Linked DNA regions of Homo sapiens: region 2 is linked to region 1. A link is a loop called in an ENCODE intact Hi-C map of the cell type or tissue named here. Cell type or tissue: endothelial cell of umbilical vein. All regions are shown on one strand. Each heading gives the region's core, and the rest is flanking DNA. Links, peaks and the distances in the headings are about the cores only. Region 1 overlaps CCDC85C (coiled-coil domain containing 85C). Region 2 has its middle 16 kb from the start of HHIPL1.

Region 1 (8,322 bases), core at 32-8,031:
TCAGTGACCTCACGCGTCTGCCCTGATCTGGAGTTTCTTTGTCTCATTGTTCCTGTGGAGAAGTGGGTTGGAAGCTCCAGCTCTGAATTTGGGATGCTGTTTGCAGTGTTCTTTCTTTCTTTTTTTTTTTTTGAGATGGAATTTAGCTCTTGTTGCCCAGGCTGGATTACAATGGCGTGATCTCAGCTCACCACAACCCTCTGTCTCCCGGGTTCAAGCAATTCTCCTGCCTCAGCCTCCTGAGTAGCTGGGACTACAGGCATGAGCCACCACGCCTGGCTAGTTTTGTATTTTTAGTAGAGACAGGGTTTCACCATGTTGGTCAGGCTGGTCTCGAACTCCCGACCTCAGGTGATCCTCTCACATCAGGCTCCCAAAGTGCTGGGATTACAGGTGTGAGCCACCACGCCCGGCCCTGCAGTGTTATTTCTATGAGAAATGTGTTCTGCGGTCCAACCAGAGAGCAGCTCATGGTCCTGTTTCCATAAGGACAGGAGTGTCCCTGATCCCTTGGCCCCTGCAGGCCACAGTGTCCCACTGGAAAAATACACCCCAGTTCCTGACCACGGACTTGCAGAAAACCTGCGCCCAAGCGGGCTGTGGAGGAGCAGCCCTTCTTCCTGCCTTCCTTCCTGGGGTGCCCCCCGGTCTCACAGGGGGCCCTCCACCATAACCTGTGTCCACCTGCCCTGCACCCACCTGTGCACAGGTGGAGGTAGATGGGAGCTTCAGCCTTGAGCCTCAAGGATGGACGGGCTGGCTCTGCCCAGGGACCTCTTCCTCCCCAGGCCTGCTCCCACCAGCTCCCTGGGGGTAGCAGCAGGGCTCTGTTCACATCCTCATCCGTGGGCCAGGTCTGCAGGGCACCGACATCAGATCCTGATGGCTGGGGAGCTGCTGACCCTTGCCTGGACACAGGCTTGCTGGCTGCAGGCAGTTGGACTGGAATTTAGGGACAGAAACCCACTGTTGCCTGCTTGTTGTTACATACAACCAGGGCGCGGAATTCAGAGATCATCCAGTGCAGAAAGGGTTCAAAGTATTTTGTTTCTTTAGCAGAAATTTGCTTTCTCACCAAATGATGCCCAGTCAAGCCATGCTGCTGGAGTGGTCGCTGAAGGAGCTTGTATCTCTGTGTGGTGTGGCAGGAGGGCACCCAGGGCCCATCCCTAGCTGCTTTCTCAGCATGGACTCTGCAGCAGGCAGAGGTCTTGCCCTGGGGCTCCCAGCAAGTGTTGTCAGGGCCATACCCAGTACCCTGAAAGGAGGCAGCCGTATGCTGCTGGGGCCTTGGCCCCGGTGCCCTGTCCCCATGCTGCAGTGGAGGCCCCTGAACCTCATAACAAAGGCTCCAGGAGCTGGTGGCATCCCCAGAGCCCATGGCATCAGCAGAACCAGAGGAGCCACGGCTGGGTGTGGTGGCTCACACCTGTAACCCCAGCACTTTGGGAGGCTGAGGTGGGCGGATCACTTGAGGTCAGGAATTTGAGATCAGCCTGGGCAACACAGCAAAACCTCGTCTCTACTAAAAATACAAAAATTAGCCTTGCAGGGTGGCACGTGCCTGTAATCCCAGCTACTTGGGAGGCTGAGGTAGGAGAATTGCTCAAACCTGGGAGGCGGAGGTTGCAGTGAGCCGAGATTGCCCCACTGCACTCCAACCCGGGAAACAGAGTGAGACTCCACCTCAAAAAAAAAAAAAAAAAGAAGAAGAAGAAGAAGAACCAGAGGAGCTGGGATCATGGGTGGGGTTCCTGCTGGCCATGGAGGAAGGCACTGCTGTTCTGAGCCATGCAGGAGAGAGAGAGACAGAGAGACGGGGTGAGGGAGGGGCCCTTGGCTCTCGGCAGCAGTGGGTCCCAAGCCTGCCTTTGGATTCCTGGGGCAGCTTCAGTGGCGCCAGCTTTTTGGGGATCCTTGAGCCACTTTCTCTCCCAGACCTGTGTTTGCTCATCTGAGAAGTGGGCACTCATTCACTCAGTGTTTAACTGACCACCTACTATGTATGTGGCCCTGGGGATGCAGGGCTGGCAGGCCAGTCTCACCCTTGTTCCTGCCTGACCACCACCTTGCCCAGCCCGCAGGACCCACATGCACAGAGAGGCCCCTGGAGGATAGGGGAGGTGAAGAGAGCTCGTGGCAGGGCACTGCCTGTGAGGAAAGTGGTGGCCCCATTCTCAGGGAGGCGCCAGGAAGATGGGGTTTACTTAGTCTCCATCCTCCTGGCCTCCTGTCTGCAGCCCTCCCTGACTACCCACAGGTGGCCTGGTGCTTGCCCTGAGCTCTCTCAGTCCCTGGGCTGCCCACCTTTGCTGATAGGGTGTCATGACCCACCCTTGTGGATCCTGGCCCCCACCCCTGTGGGACTGTCATCTTCTCCAGGACAGGGCTGCAGGGTCTGAGTGGCCACATTGGTGTCTCCAGTGCTCAGCATGGTTGAACTGGGTGGATGTGTCTTGGGGAGCCTGTGGCTGATCCCTGTCCAGTCTCCACGGCCAAGAGGGGAGGCTGTTCTTGCTCAGAATAAGGAAGGCCCACTTAACCAAGGGAGGGCTTCAGCAGGTAGTGAGGGTACCATCTTTGGAGATAATCAAGAGATGGCTGGGTGACTATGTTTGGGAATCTTGAAGAAAGAGTTCACAGCCTTGAATGAGATGCTGTCCTAAGCCTCATGGACTCTGGCTCGTGAGATTCTGTGATTCTGGCATTTAAATCTTGTCAGGGAAATCAAGTTGTACAGAAACCCCCACCTCTGCGCAAAGCAGGGACTCTTCCTGTTGGTGAAAAGCAGGAGAGAGGAATGCTCTTCTCTGGAATAGCATAAGGTGACGTGGCTTTGGGGTTTGGGTGGGAGGGTAGGGAGCCTCCCTGGATTCCTACTCCCCGCGGTCCCACCCCCCCCCCCACCCATGGCCTCTATTTAACTCCAAAATAGGTTTAATTAAAAATGTGCCAGCATGTTCACAGACTCAATTACTGTATTGCTGTTCGTATTTTCTTTCTCATGTTGGCTTTAAAATTTCATCAACACAGCTGCTTCCTCCACGATGATTCATCTCAAGACTCCGTGTGCATTCTTATTTTTCCTGTGGATTCTCTGTGCCCAGCCGGGCTGGGCTGGGGGCGGCTGTAATTGACGCTGGGGCCTCTCGTTAACTCCCCTGCTGGGCTGATAAATGAAGACTCCATTGTGCGCCAAAAAAGCCAGCTTTACAAAAGAGCAGGGAGCTCTCCTGATATTCTCTCTCCCTAGACCAGAGGGCCAGCTTGGGGAGCGAGGCTGGGGTCTGGGCTGGTGACTGAAGGGCCCCCAGCCCACCCTCCTCCTCTCCCCTCTTCCCCCACGCTGTGCCCACCTCTCCCCTGGCCTGCCACGTACCAAAGGGCTGCTGAAAGAGACCCAGAATTCACACTAGGCACAGATGGGGAAACTGAGGTCTGGATGAAGGTGGATTTCCTGACATGGATGTTGTATTCGTCTGGTAGGGCTGCCATAACAGAGTTGCACAGACTGGGGGACTTAAACCACAGAAATTTATTTCCTTACAGTCCTGGAGGTTGGAAGTCTGAGATCAAGGCATCAGCAGGGCTGGCTCCTTCTGAGGCCTCTCTCCTCAGCTTGTAGACAGGCTCTTCTCCCTGTAAACTCCAATAGCCCCCGCCCCAGCGCTCACCTGCTGTGTGGCTTCAGGTGAAATCCTCTCTCTCCCAGAGTCTCAGTGTCCTCACCTGGGAGGTGATGCCCAGCGCAGTGTGATGTGGCCCCTGGGAAGCACCCCAGGCGGTCCCAAGGGCCTGGGATCTTTCGAGGTCTGGCTGACCATGTGCCCTCTGCTGTCCCTTGGGCCTGGCCCATCCCCAAGGAACCGCTGCTCTTTGTCCTTTGAGTTCTGAGCCCTTCAAGGGGCGGGGAAGAGGGGATCGATCTGCTGCTGTCTGAATCCATGGCCAACGCTTCAGTTCTGTGTCCCTAGGAGGATGGGCTGTCCTGAGCCCGGGTTCCTCCGGAGATGCTGGCGTCGCGGTGGTCCACGTGGGCATCTCTGTTGGTCAGCGTTTCCATGCCTTGGTAGCAGGCTCCAAGCCCTTCCCTGCCCTGTGTGTTTGGCATCTTGGGTTGGCCGCCATACCGTATCACCTCTGTCATAGGCAGTGTAGTCTTTGGGTCTCTGGAGGACTTTAAACGCTTCCTTAGTTGAACCTCAGAGTCAGTTTGGCCTCTCCCTTGCCCAGGGAGGAAACCCCCTCTTTCCAGCCTTCCAGCCAATGAACAGATGGTCAGTCTCGCAATGTGGGCAGAATGGAGACAGGAAATTCCACCTCCGTGCCCTAGCACCAGCAGTGTAAGGAGTGTCCACCGTGAGCCAGATGCTGGGGGAGAGTCACCAGGGCTGACAGGCCAAGTGCAGGATGCCAGTGCCAGAGGGCCTGGTTCAAGTCTCACTAGTGCCACCTGCCAGCAGAGTGGCACTGAACAGGTCGCTTAACCTCTCTGCACCTCAGTTTCCCCCTCTGCAAAATGGGGACACTAATGGTGTCTGACACATACATTGTTCAGAGGATGAAAAGGCAAATTGTGGGAAGGACTGGGAGTCGGGCGGTTGGCGGTAAGGGTGGCGGGTTAACCACCGTGATCTTTCCTGTCCATTGTGGGCCAGCCATAGCCTCCGCCAGCCTCCGCCTGATGCCAGTTTATGTGCAAACAAACAGAGGCCCAGAAAGTTGAGGAGCTGCTCTGGCTTACTCAGCCAAGGTAGGATTTGGTTTTGCAAATCCGCACCCCTCAGCTGGGCGCAGTGGCTCACGCCTGTAATCCCGGCACTTTGGGAGGCCAAGGCTGGCAGGTCACCTGAGATCAGAAGTTCAAGACCAGCCTGGCCAACATGGTGAAACCTCGTCTCTACTAAAAAATACAAAAATTAGCTGGGCATGGTGGCCGGCACCTGTAATCCCAGCTGCTTGGGAGGCTGAGGCAGGAGAATTGCTTGAAACCTGGAGGCAGAGGTTGCAGCAAGCCGAGATTGCAGCACTGCACTCCAGCCTGGGTGACAGAGTGAAACTTCATCTCAAAAACAAAATAAAACAAAACAAAAAAACAAAAGAAACAAAACACACACACACACACACAAAACTGCACACCTCAAAGCTCCCACAGGCCTGTCCCTCACTTACCTCACTGGAACAAGTAATGGGCCTGCAGAGGGACCTGGGAAGGGAGGGATGGTCTGCGTGGTGGACAAGACTGGTCTGCCTGTTACCCTGAATGGCACATACACGTGAGTTTGAAAAATGGGATTTCGGGTGTGAAATGACATGGGGACCAAGGGAGGAGCAGTGCCAGCCATGGGTAAGTGACATCAGCCACACATGGCCGCACCTTCATCTCTACCGCCTGATCTGAGTGCAGATTGGGAATATGTCTCTGGACCCCCAGCTGAAGCGGCAGCCCCCTTGTTCTTTTTTTATTTTCCTTTTTTTTCCCTATCAACTTTTGTTTTAAGTTCCTGGGTACATGTGCAGGACATGCAGGTTTGTTACATGAGTACACGTGTGCCGTGGTAGTTTGCTGCACAGATCAGCCCATGGCCTAGGTAATAAGCCCAGCATGCATTAGCTCTTCTTCCTGATGCTCTCCCTCCCCTCGTCCCCCTAACACGCCCCAGTGTGTGTTGTTCCCCCCTACAAATGAGTTCTCTCAAAATTAAAGAAGAAAAAGAAAGTAAATCCAGTTGGTATGACTGTGTAGCTCTTGTGGGCGACCTTGCAGGTCATCTTTGCCTTGAGGCTAGAACAGGGGGCCAGATAGGGCGTGCATCCCCCACCTGGCCTCTCTGAGCTGCTGGGATCTTGGGGTGCCTCTAGGCCGGGGCACCCCATCCCAGGGCTTCTCAAAGGTTTGCTTTTCCCTGGGAGGGTAGCAGGGCACTTGGGGTGGCTCCACCCTGGTGTGAGTTTTGGGGTGGGCTATGGGGGGTGGTGGGTGCTCCTAGGGACCCAGTGCCGGGCACATGGCAGGTCTTCAGTGAGTCCTTGTGAATCTGGAGTTTCTGAAGACGTGGAGCTCCTGGAGTCGCCTTGGCGAGCCCCAACCCTGGCCTTCGGTGTGGGAAAACCACTCCGGCTCAGCTGAGGTCCTGGTGGCTTTGGGCTAATAGATGTCCAGGGAAGGCACTGGGCAGAGTGATGGGCATGGTTGGCATTTACTGGGTGACACTGTTCTCCTTCCTTCTAGCTGCCCCGCCCCTACGGCCGCCCGAGAAGCTGGCTTCAGGTAGAGCTGCCTGGTGGGAGGCGTGTTTGCAGTGGTGTTTGTGGGGGTCGGGAGGCTGCTTTGTGTGCTGTGCGCTGCTGTGTGCTCTGTCCCCTACTCCCCAGCACCCTCCCGTTCTTTCCTGGGAGCACTTCCTTCCCAGGCTGCGCTGGCCCTGCCTTTAGAGTCTTCTTGGGATCTGCCCTCTCCTCGAGCTGGCATTACTGGCGAAACTTCCAGTTTTGCAAAATAATAGCAAGACAGTGATGCAGCGACCGCCCCCGAGGGCTCTCCGTGGTGTGAGCCCCTTCTCACGCACCTTGCCCAGGTGCCCGGGGTCCTCCCGCCTCTGCAGGGCGGCAGGGCTGGTGCTAATCCCCACTTTGAAGTGAGACACCTGCAGTGCACGGAGGGAGAAGAGGCTTGCAAGTCTGCATGAGTTAGTGGAGACGAGGCTGGGGCCCACATGCCCACCCAGCTGTGGCTCCCGGTGGGAAGCTGCCTGGGTCCTTGAGGGAGGTCTCCAGGGCTGCTGAGCTGGGTGGGCACTGGGCTGAGGGTTCTGCGTGGGTTGCACAGTTCTGAGGGTCAGCATGAGTCACCATGCCAGGCACCCTGGGCTGCAGCCAGATCCCTGCTGGACAGGGCCTGGGACTGGGGAGCTGCTGGGTGAACTCAGCTCCCACCTGTGCCCAGCCTCGAGACCCGTGGAGCCAGGCCCTTTAGGCACTGGCCACTCTCCTGCCAGCTCTCAGGTCTCCACATGGTTTCATTTCTGTCCCCTTCTCCCCGTCCTGAGACTGCCCGCCCCAGAATACCTGCCCCGCATTACCCTCCGGGGGTCTTCCACCCCATGCCCGAGCTGACACTAAAAAGTGTCTGTAGACACTGCGAGTTGTCCTCTGGGGGCATCACCCCCATTTGAGAACCAGTGACCAACTGTGTGCCAGCCCTGGGCTTGGGCTGGGAGGTGAACCACACCTGTCCAGCCATGCAGACAGACGATAAACCAACAACGTCATTACACAGTGCCAAGTCTACCTCCCCTTCCAGAGCAGCCCACAGGCATGACTGACGGACGTGTGGACACAAACCTCCTGCGTGCCCTCGTGGGAACAACTCTGGTGCAGTTCCCGTGGGGTCAAGTTGAGGCCTGTCTTCTGTGGAGGCCTCTGTGCTACGCTGCACAGCCCTGACCCCTGCCCTGTCCTGCATCCTCCCTGCTTTCTCTGCACTCTCCCTCTGAGGATCTCCGAGACGGATGACAGCTGGATCTCGGTGGGCTTTAGTTTGGGGCCGGACAGTGGAGCCCAGGCTAGTCTGTGGCCCCAGCTGCCCCTGGAGCTGCTGGGGCCCCTGGTGGGAGAATGGTCTCCCCAAGTCACGCATTCGAGCCTCTGCTTCCAGGTGGGTCCCCCAGCCCAGCCAGCTGAGGGTGCACTGTCTTCCAGCACTTCCTGGGTGGAGGTGTCAGCCTGATAGGCCACTGAGGCCCTGCGTTTATTACTCGGCACCCAGACCATTGATTACGCATCACTGACCAACCCTGGGAGCTCCCACAGTGCTTCGTCTTCCTGGAGGGAGGTCGCCAGGTCTTGGGGACGGGGTGTTCCCTGGGCCCTGGCCTTGCCCCCACTTCCTCTTCCTGGAGGGAGGTCGCCAGGTCTTGGGGACGGGGTGGTCACTGGGCCGTGGCCTTGCTCCCTGGGTCTCACCTCTCGCCTCCGTAGCCCCTGGGATGATGGCTTATCTGTGGGAGTGGGATTGGTGGGAAATGTGAACTGGAAGGAGCTCTCTCCAGCTCCCTGTCCTCCAACCTGGCTCCCATCCCAGCCTGGGGACTGCACAGTGACCACGGGGACCTGGAGACCATCTTAGCACACGCTCAGGGCAGAGGCATTGTTAGTGCCTGCAGGAGCTGCACGGGGCCTGGGCTCATGTGGCTTTTTCCTGCCCAGGTTCCCATTGCTCTGAGGGTGGATGTAGGCCCCTCCCTGCAGACGGCACCTTCAAGCTCTTCAGCTGCGGTGAAACTGGCCTCTTGTGACAGATCCCCTGGAGCCCCCACAGGC
Region 2 (8,322 bases), core at 51-8,050, 99 kb before region 1:
CTTCCCCGAGGCTGCAGCTGAAACCACAAGGCAGAAAGGCAAAGGTGTGCAGGGGTTGGCGCACCCTCCCCTGGGGGTGACCTTCTGGGCTGCAGGGTCTTGCAGGGGTTCCCTGGGGTGGCTCTGTCAGGATCCACCTTTCCCCCAGCCTAGCTTCAGCCATGTCTCAGTTGGGGCTGATTGAGGAGTAGTTTGAATGGCAGCTGCCTTCCCCAGTATGCTGGGCTTCTCGCCTTCCTGTGTGTCTCTCCTGTCCCTGGGAGGCGCCTCTGTCTCTCACATGAATCCACCCACCCAGCCCACCCACTCACCACTTGGCCAGACTCGCCCAGATGGGTCTGAGTCTCAGCTCCATGAGGCCTCAGATAGGACCCTCCCTCTATCCCCTCCTCACTCCCCCATCCATACATGCAAATAGTCTATCTCTCTGTTTCTCTCTCTCTCTCTCTCACACACACACCAATTTATCCATAATGTGGGTTTGAAATAGCCTGAGGCTGGCAAGAGAAGAAATCGCATGACTGACTTAGGCCTCCAAAGGACGTGATAGGCTGAGGTGATGGCCAGTGCACCACGATGCAGACACAAAGGGAGAGACTTCAGTCTTAACGCTTGCCTGTACAGCACAGCGCAGGAGGCAGGTCTTGGAGCAACACCTGTGAGCAAGTCCGAGAAGAGTTGGGGGTGATGCAGTCACCCAAACGCCACTGTGGTCCTGGCTGCATTAATAGAGATCTAACACTCAGAAAAAGGGAAGTGATAGCCTGCTCAGAGCTTGGCTACTCAGAACCACTTGGTGATAAGGTCAAATGGGAGCCTATTTAGAGGTAGGAGGAGATGTGGGATGGGATGGGATGAGGACTGGATGTTCTCAGCGGAGAGGAGGAAGCAGCCCTGCCCTGTGAAGCCCAGAGAATGGAACTGGGGCCCACAGAAACAGGGTTTCAGTTCAGTCTAATGAACAGGGATTGGGTTTCCCCCAGAGGGAGTGAGCTCCCTGTCCTCAGAGGTAAGTCAGTAGAGGCTGCAAAGATACCTCTGAGAGTGCAGGTAAGAAGATTCCTGCTAGGGCCTGGATAATGTTTAAGATCTACCCCAATGCAAGAGTTCGGGATTCTCAAACACACAGGCACCTGCACCTGTGTGCAAAGCTACTCCTGTTCTTTCTGCCTGCCTCTACCTGGGGTCAGCAGTTGCAGACGGATGACAGAGACTCTAGTGCAAGACCTAAAACATAGGTCAGGCTGTGCCTGGTAGATGGGCCAGATGCTAGTGGTGTTGCTGGTCTCACCCCCACTGGCCCTGCCCCATGTCCACTCCCAGCCTCGCTCCCAGGCTCTGTCCCAGGCCCCCATCCCAAGGGAATCCTCCTGGGCTGGCCTTCTGCTTAGAGCCCCACCCCTCATCCCAGGATGTCTGGGGCATGGGCTTAGAGCCAAAGGAGGGGCTCCAGGGCACTTTGGCCAGTAGGACAGTCAAGGCCCACGGCAGGAGCGATCTCTCTGGACCATAGGGAAGGCAGAGTTGAGGGCGGGATAGGGCAGAGTTGAAGGCTGGGCATGGTGGCGCACACATGTAATCCCAGCTACTCAGGAGGCTGAGGCAGGAGAATTGCTTGAACCAGGAAGCAAAGGTTGCAGTGACCAGAGATTGCACCACTGCACTCTAGCCTAGGTGATAGAGCGAGACTCCATCTCAAGAGCCAGAAGTCACAGAGGGTCCCTATAAATTCTGAGCAGAAAGGACCCTCAGATCATGCCTAGTCCAACCCCACGTGTGTGTACCCAGTGTCCACACAAGGAAATGAGGCCCAGAAAGCAAAAGTGACTCCCATGTCTGAGTGGTGTTGGGGCCAGGACTGTAGGGGATCAGTTACGGGCTGAACTGTGTCTCCCCCAAGTTCATATGTGGAAGCCCTAACTCCAGTACCCCAGAAGGTGACCGTATTTGAAAATGGAACCAGGCCGGGCGCGGTGGCTCACGCCTGTAATCCCAGCACTTTGGGAGGCTGAGGTGGGCAGATTACCTGAGGTCAGGAGTTCAAGACCAGCCTGGCAAAAATACAAAACTTAGCCGGGTATGGTGGCACATGCCTGTAATCCAGCTACTCTGGGGGCTGAGGTAGGAGAATTCCTTGAATCCAGGAGGCAGAGGTTGACTGCACTCCAGCCTGGGTGACACAGCAAGACTCTGTCAAAAAAAAAAAGAAAGAAAGAAAGAGAGAGAAAGAAAGAAAGAAAGAAAGAAAGAAAGAAAGAAAGAAAGAAAGAAAGAAAGAAAGAAAATGGAGCCACTGCAGATGGAATTAGTGAAGCTGAGGTCATTAGAGTGCATCCTTATCCAGTAGGATTTGGGGTCTTATCAGAAGGGGACATTTGGACAGAGGACATGCGTGCAGGGAGAAGGCCACATGCAGGGGAAAGCGGAGATCCAGTGATGCTTCCACAAGCCCAGGAACACCAGGATTGCCAGCAGCCCCCATAGGCCAGGAGAGAGACAGGGGACAGAATATCGACTTTGTAGCCTCAGAAGGAAGGCTGCTGCAGACACCTCGATCTCGGACTTCCAACCTCCAGAATGGCAAGGGAATCAAAGTCTGCAGGCGTAGCAGCCCTAGCAAACTAACAGAGTCTGTGTGACCGGGAGGCCGCATGTCCTGTTCCTGAGACCCACATGCTATGTGCTGGCAGCGGCCTTCGGCGGTGGACCCTTCCCCTCCGTCACCTCTTGGGCTCCCTCCACACCCCACAATGCCTATCACCATCGTCCCACTTGCTCCTCCTAGCCGCTTCCTGGGTGAGTACTGTTATTAACCCCCATCTTATAGATGAGAAAACTGAGGCTCAGGGATGCTGAGCTGGAATCTAGGCTGGCTGAGGCCCAGTCAGATGCAGCCAATGAGAGCACCCAGTGTAAGGGTGTGAGTACCACACCTTGGAGGCCAAGGCCTTTCTGTAAAGGCTGACAGAGGAGGCGGAGTCAGATGATGAAACGCGATGGAATGACAGGGACTGCAGATGGACCAGGGGCTTCCTCTCCCTTGTTATTAACCACCGCCTGCCCGGTGTGCGATGGGGCAGGTCCTGCATTGGCTGCAGCTTCTACCAAATGGCCTCAGTGCCCTGCCCAATGCTGAGATCCCAGAAATTGGATTCTGAGCTCCTCCGGGGCTGAATCCATAGCCACTGACTGGCACACAGTGGAGGCTCAGCCAATACTAGCTTTCCTACAGACTCCCACATGGTTATCTGAGGAAGTGGGTAGAAACCAGGGCAATGCATCTCCACTCATAGAGAGAGAGTTTTTCTACACTGGGAATTGGCCACTTAAGGGATGAGCACCCCATCACTGGAGGCAGGCAAGTAAATAGTTGTCAAGCGGCCTCCTGTCAGTTCTGCTGTAACTGAAGGGAAAATGAGAACACTTTCAGGCTGCTTTCTGTCCCTGAGCCTATGAGTCTATGACTTCTTAAATCTTTAGTGTATTTTTAAGTATAGACAATACTTCTATATAGTTCAAAAATCAGAAAGGGCTGGGCGCGGTGGCTTACGCCTGTAATCCCAGCACTTCGGGAGGCTGAGGCGGGCAGATCACCTGAGGTCAAGAGTTCGAGACCAGCCTGGCCAACATGGTGAAACCTTGTCTGTACTAAAATACAAAAAAAAAAATTAGCCGGGCGTGGTGGCACGCACCTGTAATCCCAGCTACTTGGGAGGCTGAGGCAGGAGAATCACTTGAACCCAGGAGGTGGAGGTTGCAGTGAGCCAAGATTGTGCCACTGCACTCCAGCCTGGGCGACAGAGACTCCATTAAAAAAAAAAATCAGGAAGTCTAAAACGAAATTCAGTGAACACGGGTCCCTCCTACCCTGTGCCTACGCCCCTGCCCCCGCCTCCCAGGTAGCCTTCCAGAAAACCCTGCGTGATGCCAGTCTCTTATGTAATCTTCCAGAGAGAGCCCATGCCTGTGCCAGCAGACTCAGTCTTTATTTTTAAGATAAATACATATTCATGTTTTTTTTATGTATGTTCTGCCTCTTGTTTATTTCACTGATTTTCAGCGGCATAGTCCAGCCTGTGGCTGTCCAGCAGCCTGATGATATGAAACAGTCCCCTGGAGGTGTGCACAGGTATAAGGTGGGGAAAGGCCCACCTCACAGGGCTGCCAGGAGATGGTGTTTCCCTGGCCTGGCACCCAGCGCAGTGCCTGGCACGTGATCTGGGTCCCCAAGAAAGGTCCTACATCCGCGGGTGTCTGGGAAGGACATGCTGGGCCCAGGTGGCTGCAGCAACTCCTCGGGCCGCTAGGGGGCCCCTTGGTGCCGCCGGTCTTGCTGGTGGCCACAGCACAGCGCCGCGGTGACCAGGACATCAGGGGAGGCTCCTCGGAGGCAGGGAGGCACCTAGGCTTGGACTTGGCATCTCGAATTTCCAGAAGCACTACCTCGTCTTCCATCCTCCTGCCACCCTTCACAGTGGGCAGAGCAGGTATGGCTAGCTCTATGAAGCCACAGGGAAACTGAGGCCCGAGAGGGGAAGAGAGCTGAGGCCACACAGGAAGCTAGAAGGGACCCACTGGACTGTGCAACCTCCAGCATTCAGGAGGGGAGGGGTCCAGGGGTTTGGGAACAAGAAGCTGGGGTCACCTGTGACCCCCACTTACCTCCCCAGAAAAGGAAAGAAAATACATGCTTACCAAACTTTGTTGGTGTTGTTTTCTTTTTTTTTCTTTTTTTCTTTTTTTTTTTTTTTGAGTTGGAGTTTCACTCTTGTTGCCCAGGCTCGGGTGCAATGACATGATCTCAACTCACTGCAACCTCTGCCTCTTGGGTTCAAGTGATGCTCCTGCCTCAGCCTCCCAAGTAGCTGGGATTACAGATGCCCGCCACCAGGCCTGGCTAATTTTTTGTATTTTTAGTAGAGACGGGGTTTCATCCTGTTGGCCAGGCTGGTCTCGAACTCCTGACCTCAGGTGATTCACCCGTCTCGGCTTCACAAAGAGCTGGGATGACAGGCGTGAGCCACCGCCCCCGGCTGTTGGTGTTGTTTTCATTTAGAGAGGACAGAAAGGAAGAGACTGCCCCCACACAAAGCCACAGCACACCTGCCCCATCCAGTCCCATGGCCTCAGCATCTGGGCCCTTTGCCATGCTACCTGGGGACCTGGGCTCCTGCCTGCCTGGGGAGCACTCACTTTAGGACCTTGGCAGGTCTCACCTCTCTCTGGGCCTCGGTCCTCCCACCAGCACTGGTCGTCTAGCCCATCACAGCAGTCCCTCATGGCCTGCCCCCTCCAATCCATCCCCCTCTAGGACTGCCAAACTGATCATGCATCTTCCCTGCCTAACAGCCGCCCCTCCCACTGCCTAAAGAATCAGGTGCAGATTGTTGGCCATGCATTCCAGCCCTTCCTCCTCGGGGGCCTTTCCTGCCTTCTTCTCCTCCCAGCCCATCCTGACCTCACTGACTCTGCTCTGTCCACTTGTCATCTCCAAATGTTCCTTTCTCATCCTGCATTTGTGTGTCCTGCTGCCTCTGTCTGGGCTGCCTTGGACAGTCCCCCTTTTTGCCTGGTGACTTCCTTTCCAGCTCTTAAGGCCTGTTCCAGTGCTCCCCGCAACTCAGTGTGTTCTCCGGCCAAGCCCAGCTTACCTGGACTTCAGCAACACTTTCCTGCCTCTTGCAGTTGCCCCAGCTTCCTGGGCTGACCTTCCAGAGCACTTGTTACCCCATCCTCCACTGAAACAATGCCCAGACTTGTCTCTCCGGCCTGAATGAGTATCATGACCTCTCCTCATTCATCCCTGGCACCCTGGCACCTGGCACAGAATGTGGCACCACTAGGGGCTTAGGAGATGGGAACTGAATGAAGAAATGTAGACAAGGATGGATGGATAGATGGACAGATGGATGGGCAGGTAGATGGGCAGATGAATGGACAGATGGATGGATGGTTGGATGGACGGATGGATGGATGGATGGATGGATGGATGGATGGGCAGATGGATGGATAGATGGATGGGAAGATGGAAGAGTAGATGGATGAATAGATGAACAGATAGGTGGATAGATGAATGGGTAGGTAGGTGGGTGAGTGGATGGATGGATGGATGGATGGATGGATGGATGGATGGATGGGAAGATAGAAGAGTAGATGAATGGATACAGGGACAGATAGGTGGATGGATGGATGGGTAGGTGGGTGGATGGATGGATGGACGGATGGATAGCTGGATAGATGGATGGGTGAAAGGGGTGGTGTGGCATTATGAGTGAGAGCTCTGGCTCTGGGCTCTGACAGACTCAGGCTCAAGTGTCTTGGTGAGCACTAACTCCATGTCACACACAGTCCCTGGTGCTCCCCCTGTCCTGAGCCATTCAGTGACATATTACTCTCTCCCTCACTGCCCCAATATTCCCCAAGGGATAAGCCCTGCATCAGGCTCTGCAGGGTGGCTGGGATGCTTCGAGGGGGGAGGAACAGATTCGGGGAGCCAGGAGAGGGGAGCGCAGAGGAGCCTGCAGGCCCAGCTTTCAGAAGACCTGAGCTGGGCACTGCTAGACCCTGAGCCCTGTGTTGTGTCACCTAGGCATAGAGTATGCAGGGCACACATCAGGGAGAGAGGAATCCTGGCCATGCCCAGATCCCCAGGACCTAGAATACTGCCTCAGAGAGCAGAAAGAAATTACCCCAGCCCTTCTCAGGCCTGTGTCTACAGAGCCATCCCTTTCAGGCAAACTGCAGTCTGGGCACCCATCCTGTTGGGAGCTCACAGGGCCAGCTTGGGGCTGACAGAGGCACTGGACTCCCTGACCTCCAGGCTTTGGCGTTGACCTCCAAGCCCAGAGTGGAGGTAGCTGGATGGGCCGTGTCCTGCAGGCCAGGAATGGGTCCGGAGCAGTTTCCACATCTTTCCCACAGTCCGGGCTGGCAGGACAGAGCAGAACAAGATCCAGCTGGAATCCTGATGGGAGCAGGGAAGCTGGGAACATGTTTTGCAGGCTCCCTGCAGTCTCAGAGCCCCGAGGATCACACATGCATACACACACACACACACACACACACCCCGCTACACCCACACACACCTGTATCCCCATGGCCAGCAAGCATTCTGGTTTCACCAGCCCAGAGCAGATGCCTGCTGGGGTCACAGGAATGTCACAGCCACAGCAGCCACACGTTGACTACATCATGAGAGGCCACCCATTCTCATAGCGTCAAAGTCAGTCTACAGTCATCTCTCGGTGACTCCTCCAGCATCAGGCCGCCCGATCCTCTGGCTGCACCCACCTGACGGGGTAGCAATGCAGGCATTCATCTAGTGTGGATGTGGGCCAGACACAGGGCTAGCTCACTTCATCCTCACAACGACTTTGAATTTTGCACTGTTATGCAGATGGGGAAACAGAACAACTTGTGGGGAGTCTTGCCAAAGGTCACACGAGGAGTGGGCACAAGCACCAGGCTTTGGGCTCTGGCAGCCTAGGCCCAGGGTCCATGCAGGAGACTTTAACCAGCAAGAGCAGGAACCTTTGAAACTCAGGGTTCTTGGCTGGCATGGGGGGCTGTGTTTTATTAAAGCAGTGAGTGCCTCTGGTTGAATGTTTAATGTTCATATCAACGAATCTCCACTGTATCCATCACCAGAGCCCTCCAGGGCAGATGGGCATTGGAGAGGCTGCCCGCCACCCAGCATTGGATGGAGGGTGGGGGTGAGGCCCCAGGCTGCTGACCCAGGCTGCAGGATGGGCTCAGCCTCCCATCTCCAGCATTCTCCTAGTGCTGTTTGGGACAGGACCCTGCCTCATTGTGGGCACTAGCCAGCCTCCTGGCCCCAGTGACGCAGCAACCCAGACCTGCCTGCCTGGAGAACAGCCCTCCACAATAATAATAATTACGACAACTATTATTAGTATTCTATTGTGGTGACAATAATAACCAGTTTGGCATCGTGGTCAGGAGACCAGACTCTGTGCCAGGCAGACCTGATTGCACCTCCCAGCCACCCCTTGGCTGTGGGACCTTAGGCCAGTGCCTTGACCCCCCTACACCTTAGCTTCCTCCTCTGCAGATGGGAGGAGGTTGCTCAGGTGCATTGTTTCCTGCTTGCCTGGGGGCGGGGCTGCACAGGCAGAGTTCTGGCCAACCCGGCTTGGGATGGCGCCCAAGCCGAAGCCACAGGAAGGCAGGCCCCGCAGCACCGGGTGCTTTCAGAGCTGACCTACCTGGCCTCCCAAGGGAACCCATGATGAAAGGTTCCTGCGGCTGCACCCCTTGCCAGTCATCAGCCCACGCGCTGCTTCACCTCCTGTAATGACAGCG

The links. A loop is a pair of places that touch in the nucleus more often than their neighbours do. Peaks named below come from ENCODE experiments on the same cell type or tissue, not always from the same donor. Only the 100,000 strongest peaks of a DNase experiment are listed, where the experiment ranks them.
Region 2: a loop joins it to region 1, with 5 times the contacts of the local background. A loop is called at or near these places in 16 of 110 quality-filtered maps.

Annotation. Positions count from the first base shown.
Region 1 is chr14:99,526,167-99,534,488 of GRCh38, reverse strand. All of the region lies in intron 2 of CCDC85C (coiled-coil domain containing 85C), which reads left to right. Among named protein-coding and RNA genes, the nearest start is that of CCNK, 49 kb to the right of the region's middle. RefSeq lists enhancers at 255-856, 2,793-3,313, 3,314-3,836, 4,359-4,881. In endothelial cell of umbilical vein, for the core only: no CTCF peak of the experiment used is centred there; DNase peaks (open chromatin) are centred at 3,068 and 4,288; H3K27ac peaks cover 2,023 bases.
Region 2 is chr14:99,625,011-99,633,332 of GRCh38, reverse strand. It overlaps a transcript of HHIPL1 not described here. Among named protein-coding and RNA genes, the nearest start is that of HHIPL1, 16 kb to the left of the region's middle. RefSeq lists an enhancer at 4,387-4,436. In endothelial cell of umbilical vein, for the core only: a CTCF peak has its summit at 4,316 (motif pointing right); a DNase peak (open chromatin) is centred at 4,312.